Regions from separate parts of the Homo sapiens genome. Here regions 2 and 3 are each linked to region 1. The links are chromatin contacts, found by Hi-C or POLR2A ChIA-PET in ENCODE. All regions are on one chromosome and are shown on one strand. The core of a region is the stretch at or near the end of the contact, and the rest is flanking DNA. Distances in the headings are between cores, read along the strand shown. Region 1 holds the start of CELSR2 (cadherin EGF LAG seven-pass G-type receptor 2). Region 2 holds the start of SYPL2 (synaptophysin like 2). Region 3 holds the start of TAF13 (TATA-box binding protein associated factor 13).

Evidence for each region. Hi-C counts contacts between places; a loop is a spot of excess contacts on that map. ChIA-PET counts read pairs that join two places held with the same protein, here RNA polymerase II (POLR2A). Pooled maps may share reads with other maps.
Region 2: a loop to region 1 is called in a pooled map, with 2.2 times the contacts of the local background. The contact joins the promoter of SYPL2 here to the promoter of CELSR2 in region 1. A Hi-C loop is called at or near these places in 3 of 50 pooled maps. POLR2A ChIA-PET finds 5 or more read pairs at or near these places in 2 of 52 experiments (A673 and common myeloid progenitor, CD34-positive).
Region 3: a pooled map shows a loop between it and region 1 (3-fold over the local background). The contact joins the promoter of TAF13 here to the promoter of CELSR2 in region 1. A Hi-C loop is called at or near these places in 2 of 50 pooled maps. POLR2A ChIA-PET finds 5 or more read pairs at or near these places in 3 of 52 experiments (A673, K562 and MCF 10A).

What each region holds. Positions count from the first base shown.
Region 1 is chr1:109,246,690-109,251,761 of GRCh38, forward strand. It overlaps CELSR2 (cadherin EGF LAG seven-pass G-type receptor 2), which reads left to right and starts at 2,850. Exons shown (of 34, transcript NM_001408.3): 1 at 2,850-5,072. The coding sequence starts at 3,391. RefSeq lists an enhancer at 2,167-2,887 and silencers at 2,889-2,948, 3,109-3,208, 4,307-4,497.
Region 2 is chr1:109,464,018-109,469,089 of GRCh38, forward strand. SYPL2 (synaptophysin like 2) reads left to right here and starts at 2,529. Exons shown (of 6, transcript NM_001040709.2): 1 at 2,529-2,880; 2 at 3,042-3,116. The coding sequence starts at 2,827. RefSeq lists enhancers at 1,960-2,461, 2,462-2,961.
Region 3 is chr1:109,073,280-109,078,351 of GRCh38, forward strand. TAF13 (TATA-box binding protein associated factor 13) reads right to left here and starts at 2,724. Exons shown (of 4, transcript NM_005645.4): 1 at 2,642-2,724; 2 at 1,708-1,786. The coding sequence starts at 2,668. It overlaps TMEM167B-DT (TMEM167B divergent transcript), which reads right to left. Exons shown (of 2, transcript XR_947688.3): 2 at 5,013-5,072. RefSeq lists enhancers at 981-1,967, 2,572-2,631, 2,732-2,981.

The sequences.
Region 1 (5,072 bases), core at 1,600-4,099:
ATTACTAGCTGTATAATCATGGAGAAGACACTTAATGTGTAGATTAAGTGACTTAACTGATGAATTCCTCTTCCAGGAATGCTGTTCCTGATTCTTGAAGATGCAGCCCAAGTCCCGTCTCCTCTAGAGGCCCTCTGGGATTTCCTCCACCCTCACTGCTCTGTCCTCTGAATTCCTTTAGCCTTTTCTCTCAGTTGCTTCTGGAGCACTTCACCCATGCGACCCTGTTGTGTTGAAAGCCAGGGCCATGCCTTATCCAGGGGGTCCTCAGGAAGCAACCTGAGTAAGGAAATCCCACCAGAGCTAAAGGACAGCCGCAAGGCTAGCCAAGCAGGTTTCCTTCCTTCCCAGAGCCTCCACTGTGAAGTGGGAGGTTTGGACTAGAAGAACAATAAATTCTCTTTTAACAGACCCCAAGCCCTTGCTGCCCCTTGATAGCACCTAAAAGCTATGCAGAAGGGAGGCCTAAATGTCCCTTACACACAGGAGGGAGGTCCATAGGTTCCTTACAACTGGAAAGCTCCATGAAGCAGGCAGCCCTTCCCTGGGGATCAGGGAGGCCTCCACCAGGGCAACCCCTCCCTCATTTGAGACTCTCAGTGATGCATATGAAACTTGGAAATTTCCCTCCTGCTTTTGGGAGTTGGAAGTATCTGAGGAAGTGATGGGGAGAGAGCTCTGTCCTGTGCCCCCGGAGGGAGGACTGGGGAGGATTAAGGACTATTTGCCAAATGTGCTTGGGGATGAAGGAAAGGGTTCCTTGGATCCCCCAACCTATCTGCCTTTGGGTGGAAAGGCCACCCACCTGGAAGGGGCTTCTGAGCTCATGCCTTCCCTGGCAACCCCTGCCTCAAGGTGCAAGGCCCCAGAACCACCTTCCGTGATCCAGAGCCAGGGCTACTCTTTCCTCCCACCCAGAAAGCTTATTTTAGCAACAAAGGGAGCGAGATGAATGGAGAGTTGCAGCTTCTCCACGGGTTGGCTTGGGCCTTCACCAGAAATGAGAGTCTCATTACCCAACCCCAATTCAAAGGATAATTAACAGATGGTATAATTTCCAAGCATTCTCTGCACCACATGGCTATTAGGTGAAGAACAAAATGCCCACGCAGCCCCTAGATCCTTCCAAACTCCAGAGTCTGAGGAAGTCTAGAGAGGCAGAGCCCTGCGGAGGCGTGTAACCCACGCCTCCATCTCCAGAGCTGCCCTTGGCCTTGCTCAGAGGAAGAAAGCTCCTGTTTGGTCAAAGGGGAGGGCATTTCCTTGAGCCATGGGTCCTCCTCCTACTTCTATCCATCCTGCCAGGAGCACAGTCTAACCCTAATCTTTCTTGCTGTACCCAAGGCCCATCTCCTTTCCTGTTTCCCCAGGGGAAAAGAGAAAAGCTGATTTCTCATCCTTGGCCTCACTGTGTGGTCACACAGACACTCCTTGGGCCTGGGGCTGGGGGATCCTCTGCTGTGACCCAGTGAGAGTGGCACCACTGTGACCGGGGGCAGTGGTAGAAGGGAGCACCTGATCCAGTGCTTTTCAGATGGGTTCCTCCAGACCCTCAAGTTGCACAGAGCAGCCCAGGGATTTCTTGGTTGGGGGAGTGGTGGAGAGGGGCAAGGCCCTGACCCCCTCACTTCAACCCAGCAGCACTACTCATCTGTTCTATATTCTGGCCTTCCACTTCAGATTTCTTTTGAAGAAAAGAATTCTACTGCTAAATAAACATTTGAGAACCATTCACCTTATTCAATCCCCTCATTTTACAAAAAGGGACATTGAGGCACAGAATTTGAGCAAGGTCACATAGCTGTGGTGTTGGAGGCTGGGACCCAGGCCCAGGCATCCCCCCAGGCCAGGGCATCCCCCCAGGGACTACCTGACTGGGCCCCTGGCTGCTCCAGGATGTAGGGAAGCCTTTTCTGGGTCGCCTGCACGGCTCCTGCCTGGCTCTCCGTGTGGTCCAGCTTCATGTCTGGTCCTCTTGGAGAACCCCTGGAATCCTGCACACCCTCTCAAATGAAGCTGCCTTGGAGAGGGTCAGGAGCCCGGGTACCAGGTAGGCCTCCTCGCTGGTCACAAAACTGTGGCGGAAGGAGGGGGTAGCCGCAGGACATGGACAGGGAGGCAGGAGGGGATGAGAGGCCGCCTCTCTAGACAGGACCTCAGGGGGCAGTGTAAGCCCCTTGTCTAGAATCCAGGAAGCCTGTGTTAAAGCTAGGCTCCACCGCAGCCGGCCTCCGAATCTGGTGACAGTGTGTTTGCACCACCTGGCTTCCACCCACTCTGACCCTTCTAATTTACTTCCCTGGAAAAGCCCAAGTGGTGTCCAACATGAGGCTGGGGTCATTCTTCCAACAGCCCGACCCCAAGGGGCATGCTGGTCAGACAACAGCCTCGCTGGTGGGGTGGAGGGGACGGTAGGGAGCGAGTGGGCCCGGTGACTCATTGTGGGTGCTTCTCTGGGATTTTGGAGGCTTTGTTGTGTTGCTCAGGGCCCTTTTAACTCTGTCTGACCTATGGGAGGGGACAGCAACGAGGGCTTTTATGACTGGAATGAACTGGAAACTTGGCCTCTGAGAGCCCTTAAAATGTTTTGGAAACCTCTAGGCATACTTAGGGTACTTCCACCATGATTATCATCGGCTGTGTGGCTTCCGATCGCTAATTCGCACCGGGCATCTGGCGAGGCCGGCCTGGGGAAATTGGGATGGAGGGTCCTGCTGGAGGGAATCCTGGCGCTTTGGGCGGAGGAGTGCTCTGGGTGGGGCCCACCTCCTCCAGCGCGGCCGGCGTTGCCGCTTTAAGGCGGCCGCGGCGCGAGCAGGTCTATGGTAATGAGCCGCCGCCGCGACTCTGCAGAGCTCGCCCGCCCGCCGGGGAGGCGAGGGAGCGCGGGGCTGGGCCCGGGGCCGCGGCGACAGGCAGCAGCCGCGGCGGGGACGCGGGGCGCGAGCGGGCGGCGCGGGACCGTCGGGGGCCGCCGGGGCCGGGCCGGGGTCGGGGCGCACGGCTACGCGGGCGCAGGTGGGCGATCCCATAGGGGCGGAGGGGGCACCCCGGCTCCGGAACCCGGGGCCCGGCAAGGCCAGGGGCGCCGCGGGGCCCCCGGGCGCAGGTGGTGAGTGCCCGGAGCGCAGGTGGAGGCGCGGCGGCAGCCCGCGGTGCTCAGGGTGACCCGGGAGCGGGTCTGGCTCAGGGGGCAGTGGGAGCCCGGGCTCGTCGGAGGGTGCAGCGCGGGGTCCCGCCGAGCCATCCAGACGCAGGCCCCGCGGGGCGCACGGGAGGCCCCCGGGGACTGGCGCCCTGGCCCGGGCATGAGGCGCGGCGGGGCCGGCAGGAGCCGGAGGAGGAGCCGCCGCCGCCGTTGACCCGGCCGCCGGCCGGGAGCTGGGAGAGATGCGGAGCCCGGCCACCGGCGTCCCCCTCCCAACGCCGCCGCCGCCGCTGCTGCTGCTGTTGCTGCTGCTGCTGCCGCCGCCACTATTGGGAGACCAAGTGGGGCCCTGTCGTTCCTTGGGGTCCAGGGGACGAGGCTCTTCGGGGGCCTGCGCCCCCATGGGCTGGCTCTGTCCATCCTCAGCGTCGAACCTCTGGCTCTACACCAGCCGCTGCAGGGATGCGGGCACTGAGCTGACTGGCCACCTGGTACCCCACCACGATGGCCTGAGGGTTTGGTGTCCAGAATCCGAGGCCCATATTCCCCTACCACCAGCTCCTGAAGGCTGCCCCTGGAGCTGTCGCCTCCTGGGCATTGGAGGCCACCTTTCCCCACAGGGCAAGCTCACACTGCCCGAGGAGCACCCGTGCTTAAAGGCTCCACGGCTCAGATGCCAGTCCTGCAAGCTGGCACAGGCCCCCGGGCTCAGGGCAGGGGAAAGGTCACCAGAAGAGTCCCTGGGTGGGCGTCGGAAAAGGAATGTAAATACAGCCCCCCAGTTCCAGCCCCCCAGCTACCAGGCCACAGTGCCGGAGAACCAGCCAGCAGGCACCCCTGTTGCATCCCTGAGGGCCATCGACCCGGACGAGGGTGAGGCAGGTCGACTGGAGTACACCATGGATGCCCTCTTTGATAGCCGCTCCAACCAGTTCTTCTCCCTGGACCCAGTCACTGGTGCAGTAACCACAGCCGAGGAGCTGGATCGTGAGACCAAGAGCACCCACGTCTTCAGGGTCACGGCGCAGGACCACGGCATGCCCCGACGAAGTGCCCTGGCTACACTCACCATCTTGGTTACTGACACCAATGACCATGACCCTGTGTTCGAGCAGCAGGAGTACAAGGAGAGCCTCAGGGAGAACCTGGAGGTTGGCTATGAGGTGCTCACTGTCAGGGCCACGGATGGTGATGCCCCTCCCAATGCCAATATTCTGTACCGCCTGCTGGAGGGGTCTGGGGGCAGCCCCTCTGAAGTCTTTGAGATCGACCCTCGCTCTGGGGTGATCCGAACCCGTGGCCCTGTGGATCGGGAAGAGGTGGAATCCTACCAGCTGACGGTAGAGGCAAGTGACCAGGGTCGGGACCCGGGTCCTCGGAGTACCACAGCCGCTGTTTTCCTTTCTGTGGAGGATGACAATGATAATGCCCCCCAGTTTAGTGAGAAGCGCTATGTGGTCCAGGTGAGGGAGGATGTGACTCCAGGGGCCCCAGTACTCCGAGTCACAGCCTCGGATCGAGACAAGGGGAGCAATGCCGTGGTGCACTATAGCATCATGAGTGGCAATGCTCGGGGACAGTTTTATCTGGATGCCCAGACTGGAGCTCTGGATGTGGTGAGCCCTCTTGACTATGAGACGACCAAGGAGTACACCCTACGGGTGCGAGCACAGGATGGTGGCCGTCCCCCACTCTCTAATGTCTCTGGCTTGGTGACAGTACAGGTCCTGGATATCAACGACAATGCCCCCATCTTCGTCAGCACCCCTTTCCAGGCTACTGTCCTGGAGAGTGTCCCCTTAGGCTACCTGGTTCTCCATGTCCAGGCTATCGACGCTGATGCTGGTGACAATGCCCGCCTGGAATACCGCCTTGCTGGGGTGGGACATGACTTCCCCTTCACCATCAACAATGGCACAGGCTG
Region 2 (5,072 bases), core at 1,279-3,778, 220 kb after region 1:
GGAGGTCTGTACAAATTTAGTGCAGCGCTGTTTGTAAGAGAGAATCTTTGGAAACAACCTAAATGCCCATCAATATGAGAATAAATAGACTGCAGTATGCGTATGTATGTAATAGAATTCTATATAGCTAAAAGGAATGAACTAAAGCTACAGGCATCAGGCTAGATGACTCTCACAAACACAACATTAAGTAAAAAAGTGAGTTGAAGAAGGTTACCTAAAGCATGATACCATTTAGATAAAGTTTAAAGCAATTTGAAAAACAATACTACATCTGATGGGTTTCTAGGTATTGCTCCTATAGTTATATACATAGAAAAAGTAGTAAACCATGCATGAGACTGATAAAAAAACAAATTCAGAATTGGATAATGGATATTTCTGGGGAGGAAGGAGGGAGGGAGTGACATGAGGTGATATACAGGTTTTCAATTTTATGCATTTTTTTCTTTTTTAAAGAATGGATTTAAAGAAAATAATGGATTTGAGACAAAAAAGAGTTAAAGATTAACAAGGCTGGTTGGTGTGTAAGTGGATTTTTGTTGTGTTATTCTGATTCTTTTTTGATTGTGTTGTATTCTGTATGTATATTGTTGAAGACATTGGTAATGTGTATGTTTTTGTGTTTGTGTAGTGTGGCATTCACATATATCACACTATTTAATTTTTATGACAGCTTCGTGAAGTGAGTGGAACATAAATTATTATCCCTATTCCATAGAACAGGAACCTAAGACGGCAGAACAATTTTTAAACTGTGGACTGGGGACTGGGCTAAGCTGTTCCTTGCTTAGTCTAGATTTGCATGGAAATCCACTGGAGAAGTTTCCTTCAAGTCCATGTGGCCTGATCCAGCCCGAGCTGCCTTCCTCACGTCTCTCTCTAAATCCCAAGGCTCTGGGAAGGCACTTACTCAATAGGGAAGCGACTTGTATAGATAATAGCCAAATGTTTGTTCAAAAGGCATTCATTCTGATGTGCTGGGGGGAGCGGTTGGGGGGGCGGACCTGCAGGAATGACTTGGATGAGACGGATACATATTTACAAGCCAGTGCACAGGAATTTGTCCTTGGACAAATCACTTAACCTTTTACTACTTATATTTATGCTCTCGTAAACCAAGTGTGGAATATTCTCAACTGCTCACCCCTGCCAAATGCTTTTCAAAAGTTAGAGACCAAGTTACAGTTAAAAAAATGCAACGACTTCAACCCAACCAGTCCCTTCCCTTCCCTTCTTCCCTTCCCTTCCCGTTCTTTTTCTTTCTTTTTTTTTCCTCTCTCTCTCTCCCCACTTCTGTCTGCCTTTTTTCTTTTTCTTTTTTTCTTTTTTTTGACACAGTCTTGCTCTGTTGTCCAGGCTGGAGTGCAGTGGTGCAATCTCGGCTCACTGCAACCTCCGCCTCCCGGGTTCAAGTAATTCTCGTGCCTTACCCTTCGGAGTAGCTAGGAGTACAGGCACGTGCCACCACGCCCTGCTAATTTTTGTATTTTTAATAGAGACAGGGTTTCACCATGTTGGCCAGGCTGGTCTCGAACTCCTGGCTTCAAGTGATACACCCGCCTCCGCCTCCCAAAGTGCTGGGATTACAGGCTTGAGCCACCGCGCCTAGCCAGACGTCAACTTTTCAGTACGTTTCAATATATTCTTTGCGCCTCATTCCTCAAAGACCTTTTTTCACTCTCATTTAAATGGTAATGACCATTTTAAAGGAGATTAAGTTTCTACTTGTTAAAGATTAATAACTTTTTTTTTGGAGACAGAGTCTTGGACTGTCGCCAGGGCTGGAGTGCAATGGCGCGATCTCGGCTCACTGCAACTTCCACCTCCCGGGTTCAAGCAATTCTCCTGCCTCAGCCTCCTGAGTAGCTGGGATTACAGGCGCACATCACCACACCCGGCTAATTTTTTGTATTTTTAGTAGAGACGGGGTTTCACTATGTTGGCCAGACTGGTCTCGAACTCCTGACCTCGTGATCTTCTGGCCTCGGCCTCCCAAAGTGCTGGGATTGCAGGCGTGAGCCACCAAGCCTGGCCAATAACTTTTAAATCACTAACATACAAATGTCTTTTGTTGTTTTAAAAAAAAATCAAAACAATACCTAGCTAGACAGGATAAAAAATCAGCAGCTTATATTCTATCGCCCTTTTGTCGGTACTGGCGGTATGTTAATCGTGAGGCTTAGAACCTTGTTTCACAGCCCTGATCGTGCCTTTTGAGAATCTTTTACGTTCTGGATATTCTGGTATGGAAGAGGAGAAAAACCGGCGCTGGGCAGTTTGCAATCCAGGAAAATAGGGAAGGATAAACCTGAAGCCTGTGCGTCCAGGTGCGCCTGGCTAGGGTTTCCGACGGCCGCGGTGTCTCGGTGGGGACCGGTCCCGGAGGCTTCGGCGAGGAGGACCCGGAGTCCCCCCCGCCCCGCGGCGGAACTAACCACGGAGGCCTCTGGTCCCTTTAAGGTGCCCGGCGAGCGGAGAAAGGGAGCAGAGGGGGCGGGAGGAGGGTTCGGGAGCGCACGCCACGTGACCCGGCGGCCAAGTTCGCTGCGAGTTTGACAGAAGTTTGAATCCGAGTCGGGGGCTTTCTGCTGCCGGCGGGGCACCGCGGCGGCCGCAGCCTCTGAGAGCACGAACAGCAGCGCCCCCGCGTCCCAGCCAGCCAGCCAGCCAGACTGGACTCCGGCCCACCGACGGCCGCTCGCGCTCCGGCCCCGCTCGCCTGCTCTGCCCCGGACCTGCAGCTCCCCGCTCCCCCGCCGTGTCCGCCGCCTCCCGGCCAGAGAGCCAAGCCACCACGCCGCGCCCAGCGCTCGCCGCGCCAGCATGTCCTCGACCGAGAGCGCCGGCCGCACGGCGGACAAGTCGCCGCGCCAGCAGGTAGTCCCTGCGCGCCCAGGACTCTCACCCGCCCCTCTCCACCTAGATGTCGGGCTGCACACTTATCCCACCCCTGGACCGCGTGTGAGTGGGGCAAGGGGACCAGCGCCTTCCCAGGGTTCCCCACCGCCCTGACCCCCCGGCCGGCTGTGTCTCCGCAGGTGGACCGCCTACTCGTGGGGCTGCGCTGGCGGCGGCTGGAGGAGCCGCTGGGCTTCATCAAAGTTCTCCAGTGGGTGAGTCGCTGCCCCGGCCCCGGGCTATTTCGGGAGCCTGGGCTGTGACGCTGACCTGAAGCAATGGAGCCAGGGTGGGGGCTGGGGAGGTGCTGCGGCCGGGCCACGGCGGAAGGGTGGGGGGCGGCGACAGGTGGGCGGGGGAGGGGCGGGCTGGGGCTGCTTCTCCGGACTTAGTGGCAGGAGGGTGAAGAGCGAGGCATGCGGAGTCCCGGATTCGGTCCTTCTATGTGCAAGGAGCCTTTGCCCAGGGCGCTCACATTTCACCCGGGCGAGAGGACCCGGGTGTAACCTTTCCAGAACTCTGATCCTGCACATACCACTCCTTGGTGACGGGAGGGGGGAGAAGGACGACGGGGACGAGGTCCGCTCTTCACCAAGAGGGAAGCCGCAGAGGGCAAAGGAGGGAAGGAAGCAGGCGATGGAAACCGTCCTGCCCCCAAACCCACCAGGGCCTGGATGATCCTGCAAGTACTGGGCTCAGGGGACAGGCTCTCGGCTCGCCGTTCCCTTTTGAGGTCACTGGAGTAATCCGAGTTCCTGTAAATGAGTGAGGGAGTGGATGAATGAATGAACGGAGCTTGTGGTTCTATGATTAAATAAAAGAAAAAAATAAGAATAAAAATCACGGCATGGCTAAAATGTGGCATGTAGAATAAAATGGAACACTGATCTGAGAAGCTGGGGCCCTGGGATCCAGACCTAGACTGGCCTTTTCCAGCTATGTCACCTTGGGCAATTCATTTCTCTGGACTTCAATTTCCAACACTAGTTAGATGTTGATCAGAACCTTCCTAGGGTCTCCTTATGCTCTAAATAGTTTGGTGTGCCAGAATATGGCCCTAGGTTAGACTTACTTTGTGACCTTGAAAAAGTCACTTGCTCAGGTCCTCAGTTTCCCCTGTTACAGTCTAGTGGAAATACTATCTTGCTTCACTAGGCCAGTGCCTAAGGCCTCCTGGGTATAAATTAGGAATGTGGACAGGTGCAGTCAATTTCTCAAATCATAAAGACTTGTAGGGGGCATTTAGTGCACTATTGCAGAAGAGATTTTAAATTAGACAATCCACATACCAAATGGTGTGTGAATAACTTAATTAATGTGCTCTCAGTACAGAATTCAGCTAGGGAATAAGTTACCATTAATACTGAGGAGGATTGAGTTCTACAGGGCTTTGGAGACAAGAATTAGCACTGTGACACCAGTTCTTAAATCATGGTTTGGATGAGAATAATCAAATCTGGAACCCAGGGGCAAAAGTGCATTTGGGATTATCGGGCCAGCCTGGGAGCTCCCAAGTGCAAACTCTGGGACCTGGTGGGGACTCTCCACCTTTCTTACTGCCTCAAGAGTGGTTAGACCAATTGCTGATTGAGCTCTTTTGCCTTTGGCCCCTTCCCTGTTCTGATCCACCACTCAAGTGCCAGAGGGAGCCATATAAAAATGATATTAAGGCTCTGAGTGACTGGCATCCAGAACTGGAAGAGCCATTATAAGCAATTTTACCATTAAATTAGACAAATGGATCCAACAGAATTTGAGACAGACTGTCAAAGGATAAGGGAAACAATGAGGTTATTAGACCATGGACTCCTCTCCCTTGGAGGGATTCTGAAAAGCTTCCTTCTTCAATCCTGCCATCCTTCCCTCCACGCAGCACTCCAAATACCCACAACATTTCTGTAAAGGCTGTACAAAGCAATGCCCAGGGAAATGATGCAGTCTTGGGGTCAGCACTAATGACCTAGGAATTAAGATCTGATAGACTTTTATGATCTTCAAGTACTTAGAAAGGGGGTTGTGCAAAACAGAGACCCTTTTCTCTCAGAATGCTAAAACCTGGGCCCTGGGCTAGACTCTGAATTCAGATTTCATTCACAGGGTAGCATCACAAAGAAACGTGCTTTGCTTTTATTGCCATCCCAGGTAGCCTGAATTCAGGGCGCCAGTTTCAC
Region 3 (5,072 bases), core at 1,474-3,973, 170 kb before region 1:
CTGTAATCCCAGCACTTTGGGAGGCCGAGGCAGGCGGATCACAAGGTCAGGAGATCGAGATCATCCTGGCTAACACAGTGAAACCCCGTCTCTACAAAAAATACAAAAAAAGCTCTCCCTCCCCCTCCCCCTCGTCTGCGTCTCCCGCTTTCCACCGTCTCCCTCTGTTGCCGAGGCTGGACTGTACTGCAGCGATCTGGGATCGTTGCAGCCTCCCTGCCTGACTACAGGCGTGCGCCGCCACGCCTGACTGGTTTTTGTATTTTTTGGTGGAGACGGGGTTTCGCCGTGTTGGCCGGGCTGGTCTCCGCTCCTGACCTCGAGTGATCTGCCCGCCTCGGCCTCCCGAGGTGCCGGGATTCCAGACGGAGTCTCGCTCACTCAGTGCTCAATGCTGCCCAGGCTGGAGTGCAGTGGCGTGATCTCGGCTCGCTACAACCTCCACCTCCCAGCTGCCTGCCTTGGCCTCCCAAAGTGCTGAGATTGCAGCCTCTGCCCGGCTGCCACCCCGTCTAGGAATTGAGGAGCGTCTCTGCCTGGCTGCCCATCCCCTGGGATGTGGGGAAGCACCTCTGCCCGGCCGCCCCGTCTGGGATGTGAGGAGCGCCTCTGCTCGGCCGCTACTCCGTCTGGGAGGTGAGGAGCACCGCTGCCCGGCCGCCACCCCGTCTGGGAGGTGAGGAGCGCCTCTGCCCGGCCACGACCCCGTCTGGGAACTGAGGAGCGCCTCCGCCAGGCCGCCCGCATCTGGGAAGTAAGGAGCCCCTCTGCCCTGCCGCCACCCTGTCTGGGAGGTGTACCCAACAGTTCATTGAGAACGGGCCATGATGACGATGGCGGTTTTGTCGAATAGAAAACGGGGAAATGTGGGGAAAAGAAAGAGAGATCAGATTGTTACTGTGTCTGTGTAGAAAGAAGTAGACATAGGAGACTCCATTTTGTTCTGTACTAAGAAAAATTCTTCTGCCTTGGGATGCTATTAATCTATAACCTTACCCCCAACCCCGTGCTCTCTGAAACATGTGCTGTGTCCCCTCAGGGTTAAATGGATTAAGGGCGGTGCAAGATGTGCTTTGTTAAACAGATGCTTGAAGGCAGCATGCTCGTTAAGAGTCATCACCACTCCCTAATCTCAAGTACCCAGGGACACAAAACACTGAGGAAGGCCGCAGGGTCCTCTGCCTAGGAAAACCAGAGACCCTTGTTCACATGTTTATCTGCTGACCTTCTCTCCACTATTGTCCTATGACCCCGCCAAATACCCCTCTCTGAGAAACACCCAAGAATGATCAATAAATACTAAAAAAATTAAAAAAATAAAATAAAGCAAAATAAAAACACACAAAAAAAATTAGGTGGGCGTGGTGGCCGGCGCCAGTAGTCCCAGCTACTCAGGAGGCTGAGGCAGGAGAATGGCATGAACCCGGGAGGCGGAGCTTGCAGTGAGCAGAGATTGCGCCACTGCACTCCAGCCTGGGCGACAGAGCGAGACTCCGTCTCAAAAAAAAAAAAAAAGCAATTTATACACACACACACAATTGGGGTTAGGATTGGTACTATCTGATTCAAAAGTTAAACAGAATTTGATAGGCTAGTCTGAGAATATTATCCCTACAGGGAAACATTCAAAGCAATAAAGCTACTTTGAAAGGACATGTCCAAAAGTTTTCATCATCTATAACAAAATCATTGTCAAATACTACTTACATTCTTTAGAAAAAAGTCTCTTTCTTTTACCCTGTCCACCTTCTGCACCTCCTCCAATTTCTTCATTTTCTTCCTCAAACTAGAAGTTAAAATGTATATATAGAAATGTCAAATAATTGCCTTGCATTTGATATTTTAATAATGACATTTTTTTTTCCTTTTCAACAGATAGGCCAGAAAGCCAAAGGAAGCAGCAAAAAAAAAAACCACGAAACCTTAGCATTGAAGGAGCCTATGTATCTAGTCCAACTTCCAACTCATGCAAAAATGGCTTCTACAATGTTCCTAACTAATAATCCTACTGCTTCTACTTGTAAGAGTTCCAATGACCATAAGTTTTATTTTTAAACAACTAAGGTGGCCTATTACTACTGTTACTGTTAAACAGTTGATACTGAATCAAAGTCTACCTTTGTAGACTTTGTAGTAAGCAAAACTAATATTTCCTATGCATTTGCTTATACAGTGCTAAAAACGTTCCTTAAGTAAGCCCGTAACCCTATTTTATAAAAAGAAAACTGATGTTCAAAGTTAAATAACTTGCTCAGAGAGAATGGAAATTTTGAAATCCAGGCTGTCTGACTTTCAATGCATTCTTTTCCCATTACTTCACAGTAAGTACAGTTTTGTTAACAATTGAACTGTTGGCTCATAGTGCGCGCTAATAGATGTTAGTTTTGATCTCTGATGATTCTGTACGTGTTTCAGTGTCTGGCAAATACAGACCAAAATCAAGGGGAAAGGGGTCACAAAACCTACTCTTCCTTCATGTCCTTCCCCACTTTCTAAAATGATCAATCCTTAGGGCGTGAAGTCCCCGAACTCTGTCCGCTGAATTCACTAAGGCAAGCAGACCCGATCCTGAACTCTGCCTCCGCTACTGAGCCCGAAGGAGTGAAGAAAAGACAGGTTTTGGACAGAGACGGTCACTCACCGTGGGGTCTTCTTCCTCATCTGCCATCCCACTAGCACGCCAACTCACAGCGTCCTGCCGGCTGGCTCCCAGCTGGTTACACTACTTCCGCCGCCTCACTTCCGGTGACGCGCGGGGCCGTAGCTGGGCCTAGCCCTCTGCGGCCTGCGGGAGGACGGTGGTGCTTTCCGGCCTAGCGGCGGAAATGCGACAGTCTCTAAGGGAGGAGGCCGGAGCGCCTCCCTGTAATCCCGAAGGAATTGAAAACTAACAAAGAAAAGGAAATCACGGGCTAGGTCGCGAGTATCTCGTTGTCACCCTGAATTTGCTACTGCGTATTGAATCACAGCTTCTTGTTTGGGGACTGCGAAGCTATGGATCATAGGAGGGCAAGCCAGCAGTCCTTTATCAGACAAATATGCTTTTAAATCATTTTAAAGATTTGTAGTTCCACTGTTTCTAAGCACTGTGTTAATTATTGGGGATACTGTGCTTCATCACAAATTTCCAAGAGATGGTGTCCCGAGACTAAGCATTTAAAATTTTGTGAAGGTTTTTTGATTTTTTTTTTTTTTTTTTTTGAGACGAAGTCTCACTCTGTCGCCCAGGCTGAAGTGTGCAGTGGCGCGATCCCGGCCCACTGCAACCTCTGCCTCCCGGGCTCAAGTGATTCTCCTTCCTCAGCCTCCCGAGTAGCTGGGATTACAGGCGTGCGCCACCATGCCCGGCCTTATTTTTGTTTTTTTGAGACACAACCTCACTGTCCCCCGGGATGGAGTGAAGTGGCGCAATCAGGGTTCACTGCAGCCTAGACCTGCTGGGCTCAAGCCATCCTCCCACCTCAGCCTCCAAGTAGCTGGGATTACAGGCGCACACCACCAATGCCCAGCTAATTTTTGTATTTTTAGTAGAGATGGGGTTTCCCCACATTGCCCAGGCTGGTCTGGAACTCATGGCCTCAAGCGATCTGCCCCGCTCTGCCTCCCAAAGTGCTGGGATTACAAGTGTGAGCCACCGTGTCCACCGGGGAAGGCTTTTGGTCAGAACAATGGCTGGCAAAACCACAGGCATCGGAAGGCCAGAGCTAGGGATATAATATAAATGTCCCTACAGTGTAACAGATGATGCTACATAAAGAAAATCCCGTAATACACACGATTTCTGAATGTCCTGCTGAACATTCGGTGAGTGAAAACTAATTATCTGAGAGTTGAACCTATCTTTGTTAATAAACACAAAGCGGCCGGGCGCAGTGGCTCACGCCTGTAATCCCAGCACTTTGGGAGGCCGAGGTGGGCGGATCACAAAGTCAGGAGATCAAGACCATCCTGGCCAACATGATGAAACCCCGTCTCTATTAAAAGTACAAAAATTAGCTGGGCGTAGTGGCGCACGCCTGTAATCCCAGCTACTCGGGAGGCTGAGGCAGGAGAATCGCTTGAACCCGGGAGGCAGAGGTTGCAGTGAGCCGGGATTGTGCCACTGCACTCCAGCCTGGTGACAGAGCGGGACTCCACCTCAAAAAATAAAAATTAAAAAAATAAACACAAAGCATTTTCCCACACTTTTAATGTACGTTGAAGTTTCTAGGAATGTTATTACCCCAAAATTGAATAGTAATTGTATTTTGTTTGGTCTGGAATTCATTAAGAGCTGTGTACCATTTCAAGAAATAACGTCACCAAAAGCAACATCACTTGTAATAATTTGAATAGTGAATAATGAAAAAATAACTTTGATTTGAGGAATGTGAGTTAAATTATTAGGCCCAAAGAGGCATTAAAATGAGAGGCAATCACATCCTGCTTGCCCCCTTTTGAGCTATGTATTTATGTCTTAAAACCGCTTGCTATTGCCACAAGTATTAGTTATAAATTAGCCTAATTATGCCCCATCAGACACCATATCGCACACCCTATAGCTTGATAATGTTTAGCCAATTACTAATCAATGTTATTTTTGTGAACCAATGAGAACTCCTTAAAGACAACTTTGTATCAGCCCACTCCCTGTCCTCATTCTTTTCCTTTAAAAATCCACTTGTACCTGCTGCTAATCTTAGAGTGTATATTCTAGGCAACTTTATGCTGCTGAGTTGTAATCCTCAAGTTTGGCCCAAATAAACTCTCTATTTATATTAATTTTGCCTCAGCTTCTTCCTTTTAGGTCGACAATACTCACCCAAATCAGTCTGCATTCAAAGCAATTCTACATATAGGTAGAAGCATCTGAAATCTTCATTATCCCCCCCTAGTGCCATCATACCTGAGTATTTATATATTGAAACAAATGTTACTATTTTTACTTTACTTTTATATTACCTTTATGCCTGACCTCCTGGCCACTGGATCACTGGATCCTGTTAGGATATTATGTTATTTTCAAAATTATGTGAGTAGGTAGATATATTAGTTATTTATTGCTGTAACAAATTACCCCAAAACTTAGTGGC